Linked DNA regions of Homo sapiens: region 1 is linked to region 2. Evidence: chromatin contacts called from ENCODE Hi-C data. All regions are on one chromosome and are shown on one strand. Each heading gives the region's core, a stretch centred on a gene start or an enhancer-like site at or near the end of the contact. The rest is flanking DNA. Distances are from core to core; before and after follow the strand shown.

Region 1 (2,722 bases), core at 139-2,638, 39 kb before region 2:
CCTGGCCAATCAACTAGCAAATCACTTCAGGGTTAAGTCTTAACTTCTATAATCCTGCCTCCGGGAAGCAGCACTTCCTAGTGTTAAGAGCTGTGCTTTAAGAGTCAGATGGGCTTAGGTGTGAATCTGTCTGGTAATCAATTCTGTGGGCTTACAGTCTGCTGGTTAGAAAGGGTAGATGGTGGGAGATTGGTTCCCTTACCCACCATGAACCATCCGGAATAATCCAAATGTATTAACATAAAACAGGCAGAGGAGAAGAGCTACTCCAGATCCAAATCAACCTTGGAAGTCCCTGAGAGTAGAAATGTTGAACTGCTTCCTAACGGCTTACAATCTTACAATTTAATCAAAGGCATTTAGAAAGTAACAACAGAGACAACCACTTACTAAGAGACTACTATGCATTTAGAACTTTTAAAAAATATTACACAGGTCATTCTAAATAAGCCAGCTCCACCAATCTGCTGTTCATCACAGAAACTGGATCAATTCTTAAAACAAACAAACAAACAAAAATTCCTACAGAAAAACTAATCTCAGTCTCTATCAAGAAAATTTTATAATCCTAAATAATTTTGTTACACCAAGTTAGCATCATTAAAACTGACCCCTGCTGTTGATTCCTGCCCATTCCAGTCTGAAACTTTAGGACAAAAAGGAAAGAGTGTCAAGCTCACAGATAACAGAACCACCGCCAAGTTCTGGCTTATTATTTTCTTTAATTCTATTTCTTGGGTCCTGTTCAGGTTGCTAGGGTTTTTAAAAGTACGATTATCAATTCGATTCTTACGGGTATACTCAAGGACTTGACTGAAATGGCATGTGTCCAAAATATATAAATGACCCATACTAAAATTTCCCTTAATTCTCTACTTCTACACTTTTCCCACAATGTACTATATGGTACATTTTCCCCACATATGCTATTAATTTTCCTTTTATAAAATTAAAATAGGAATTATTTGATAGTCTTTTGAAGAGTTCCACCACATTCCAAAATGTCAGGAGAAAATATAAAATACAGAGAGATCTGAATGACGTGTTTTTTGGCACTTCACACCAAGATCAGATATAATCTGTGGTGAGAGCTGTATTTTAACTAAGTGATTCACTGCCAGATCTCTGACCATCTTCTCTGCAGTGATGACTCATACGACTTTCACTCCTGATCTTGGTAGTTCAAACTACCTACTCGCTCTAGGACTCACTTGTTCTCTTGTAAAATGGTGGGAACAGATTACATCACCACTAATGCTCTTTTCAGCTTTTATATCCTCAGATTCAGTGATTTACTGGGATAAATGGTTATCACCTCAGTTTCAGTACATACCACATGAATTCAGTCACTTTGGCCCTAAAACTGTTGCCACGTCTGACTTCCCTGTTTCTGTACGTAGTCCTATCAACCTCAAACTCACCCTCGCTGAAGATACTCAAATCTTTCTCAGAATTTACTAATATCCCTGAACTGGACACAATCTTCAATATCTTGTTATATCTCCTCTTTCCCAGGATGACATTTTCTTACAGATCCCTGGGTCTCCTGACCAATCATCCCAAATGCCCTGGCCACATTAATGATCCAGTGTCAATAATTAAATTCATGCCAAAGTAACAAAAGGAATAGTAACAAACAACAAGTATAAAGAAAATAAGTCCTAGAAACTGACACCGCACAGAACAATACCCAGATTATCTTTTTAGTAGAATAACAGTGAACATCTGAGCAGCTCGAGTTTTCATTAGAAAACTTTCAGGAGCAACCCACACACCCTACTAGCAAGATATTTAATTCTCTCTATGCCAGCCAAACTGGTGGTGGTGTTGGTTGATGTGGAGTGGAAGTACTAGTCCTACTCCAGCCAGCTGCCCTGGCAGTTATGTCTTTCTCTGTTCATTTATGTTTATAGGAATTTTATCTACGTTTGAAGGCTCAGCCCAAATCCCATGTCTGCCATGACCACATCAGTGATCTCTAACTCTTTTCATTCAGAAACCACTATGGCCCTTTTTTTAAAAAAATTTTAAGTTCTGGGATACATGTATAGAACATGCAGGTTTGTTACATAGGCATACACGTGCCATGGTGGTTTGCTGCACCTATCAACCCATCTTCTAGGTCTTAAGCCCCGCATGCATTAGGTGTTTGTCCTGATTCTCCCCCTCCCCTTACCCCCCATCCCCGGAAAGGCCCCAGTGTGTGAAGTTACCCTCCCTGTGTCCATGTGTTCTCATTGTTCAACTCCCACTTATGAGTGAGAACATGCAGTGTTTGGTTTTCTGTTTCTGTGTTAGTTTGCTGAGAATGATGGCTTCCAGCTTCATCCATGTCCCTGCAAAAGACATGAACTCATTCTTTTTTATGGCTGCATAGTATTCCATGGTATACATGTGCCACATTTTCTTTATCCAGTCTATCGTTGATGGGCATTTGGATTGGTTCCAAGTCTTTGCTATTGTGAATAATGCCACAATAAACATATGTGTGTATGTGTCTTTATAGTAAAATGATTTATAATCCTTTGGGTATATACCCAGTAATGGGACTGCTGGGTCAAATGTTATTTCCGGTTCTAGGTCCTTGAGGAATTGCCATACTGCATTCCACAATGGTTGAACTAATTTACACTCCACCAATAGTGTAAAAGTGTTCCTATTTCTCCACAGCCTCACCAGCATCTGTTGTTCCCTGACTTTTTAATGATTGCCATTCTAACTG
Region 2 (2,806 bases), core at 80-2,579:
CTGGGATTACAGACGTGAGCCACCGTGTCCAGTTGCCCATGTCTTAAAAAAGAGAAAAGAAGAGAGAAAGAAAAGAAAGAGAGAAAAGAGAGAGGAGAGAGAAAAGAAGGAAGGAAGGAAGGAAGGAAGGAAGGAAGGAAGGAAGGAAGGAAGGAAGGTCGGTCAATTTTTACATTCCACAGGAAAGGATTAAGCTGAAAAAAGGAAGATAAAAGAATAAACCAAGAACATTCCAGGCAGATGGAACAACCTGCACAAAAGCTCAGAGGGTGAGAATGTGATGTGTTAAACAAAAATAAAGAAGAGAAGGAGGAAGGGAAAGAAAAAATGGGGGAAGAAGGATAGAGCTAGTGAGGTGTGGGTGGAAGAGCTAGAGAGGACAGGAGCCAGATCACGAAGGGCCTTCTGGGCTGCATAAAGGACTGATACAAAAAACACTGAAAGATCTTAAGAAGGGTAACAGCATGATTAACTTCTGTGTCTGCAGCTCACTCGCTATGGTGTGGAGAATTCCTGCAGGAGCACACAGTGGGAGCCGGAAGGGCAGTCAGAAAGCTGTTGTGGGGCTCTGGGTGAAACTTGGTGGCTATTCTCACCAGGGTACTGGTAAGAGCAATGGGAAAAAAGGAAAATGGTATTTTGAAGACAGAACAAACAGGCTGTTAGGATAAACTGAATTGGGATACGGAAATTATAAAGGATGACTCCATTACTTCCTGATTTTAGCATCTAAGTGGATGTAGGTATCATTTACTGAAATGAGTGAAATTAAAGGATGAAAGATTTAGACAAAATGTATCAAGAGTTCTGTTTGGGAAAAAGATCTTAGTCTGGGAACATCCAACTGGAGACATAAAGGAAGCATTGGTATTTATGAGTCTGGATCTCAGTAGAAAAATCTAGGCCAGACATATAAATTTATGAGTTACTTGGGGGACTGCAAGAGACAGCCAGTTTTCTGTTAAAGCAGAAGTAAACACTCAGAGAAGAGGTAGAAAATATGTAGGAATTTCCTGATCAGAGAATGATGTTCTATATCTAGAACACATGGAAAGAGCCTAAAGGATGGAGGAAAGGGACAGTGTGGGGCACACATTAAGAAACATGATACTTGCAAATGGTTAAAAACAAAAGGGAAGAAGAAATATGAGGGTGCAGTCTGAGGCATAGTGGATGATCAGGGAGTTTTTTTACTTTGGATAGTGCCTGGGATATGACACAGTGATGTGAGGCACAGAGGATTCCATCCTGGCAGTCTCTTGGAAGCAGTGGAATAGAGGCTACTGTTTTGGCTGCTGCTCGGCACAGCTGCCCCTATGTGCACTAGGCAAAGCATGGAGAGGGATGGGCCGAGCTTTTGCAGCTGCACAGATGACAAGGTACAGGTCCTCAACCTTGGCTACATATCAGAATCACCAGAGGAGATTTGAAACAACAATGCCTAGCTCTGCCCCTGATTTAACTGGTGTGGGGTAAAGTCCTAGCATCTGTATTTGTAAAAACACCCGCAGTGATTCTAACGTGCAACCAGGACTGAAAATCATTGTGTTAAACCTTCAGGTTCCAACACCAGCTTCTCACTGCCTCTCTTCCTTTGCCTGGTCTCTCCAAAACTGAAGTCGCCTTTTTACTATAAACATTCAAAAGTTTTTCAACTATTTTGAGTGTCCTCATAGTTGAAAGCTCAGTGGTAAACAAATGAGCCAAGTCCTTACCACGTAAAAGAGATACTGAAACAGCACCTTACTGGAAAACTTACTACTCTCAGGTATAGCTGAACAGCCTGTTTTAGATCCACCACCAGCAACAGCACATCATCCAACTGCCTATGATCCTCTTATCTACCAGAACATAACTGGGAACATTTAGCAACATTTTTAAAATAAGCAGATATATAATAGCTACAGTGTTCTGCAAGTCTACTAGCTTAAAAATCTGATCCAAACAAGGAATTAAGGTTATTTAAGTATGACTTTTTTTTTTTTTTTAACTAACTTCGTGTCACTATTTTGCTTTCTAATTGTTGAGAAACCATCGGAACAGTATTTTCATTAGAGAAGGGGGAACAAGAAGAGCGTGCAAGGGGAATGTCACACCATTTCCTTCGGTTCTGGTTCATAGATTTATCGTCTTCTGTAAAGGTTTGGACATCTCAAGACTGCTAATGCCTCTCCAATTTTTCATAGATCCTCAAAGATCACGGACAGTGATGAAACAGTTTCAACTCCAAATTTCTTTAAAATTCTGTGCAACAGTCATCTCAAGTCTTCAATCAGAACTCCAAAGAGAACCAAAGTACTATCAAATGTCCTAAGACATTTGTTAATTTAATTCACATCTACATTTGTTCTGCACTTTCATGCCTGAAACTAACTCTCCCTGGAAACAATGATATCAGGAGGTGAGTGCTTGCACTTCTTCTGTGACCTTTCTATCCCCATGACCCCTGTGTGTGTGAACTTTAAAGCCGAGCTCACACTCGGTTTCTAATTCTTCCACTTCTCTCATTGAGATGACTTGTGCTTATCTGCTTTGATGTTTGATTGTTCGGTTTTGAGAGACTTTAATCATCCATTTTAATACATTAACCTTCTGGAGTTTTAGGGCTATGGGTTGTATACTTCTCAGGACTTTGAAGAGAAATACTTCCTAGATGCAAGGAATTGTTCCAGGTGGAGCAAGAAATAACATGCATACAGCCCTTGAGGAGATTACCAGCTAACAGAGAAGACAGGAAAGTACCAAGCAACCAAAATGAATGATGAAAGAAGGAAAAATTCTAAACAAAAGTAAGGCAAAGTTATCA

The links. Hi-C counts contacts between places; a loop is a spot of excess contacts on that map. Pooled maps may share reads with other maps.
Region 1: a loop to region 2 is called in a map with no recorded cell type, with 4 times the contacts of the local background. The contact joins two enhancer-like sites. A Hi-C loop is called at or near these places in 8 of 37 single-sample maps with no recorded cell type and 5 of 50 pooled maps.

Annotation. Positions count from the first base shown.
Region 1 is chr7:90,815,382-90,818,103 of GRCh38, reverse strand. All of the region lies in intron 5 of CDK14 (cyclin dependent kinase 14), which reads right to left. Among named protein-coding and RNA genes, the nearest start is that of CDK14, 220 kb to the right of the region's middle. Within about 2 kb of position 1,388, at least 5 of the 41 ENCODE cell types and tissues checked have a DNase peak (open chromatin) inside an H3K27ac peak, as active enhancers do.
Region 2 is chr7:90,776,199-90,779,004 of GRCh38, reverse strand. The region is part of intron 4 of CDK14 (cyclin dependent kinase 14); the gene reads right to left. Among named protein-coding and RNA genes, the nearest start is that of CDK14, 180 kb to the right of the region's middle. RefSeq lists an enhancer at 1,834-1,893. Within about 2 kb of position 1,329, at least 4 of the 41 ENCODE cell types and tissues checked have a DNase peak (open chromatin) inside an H3K27ac peak, as active enhancers do.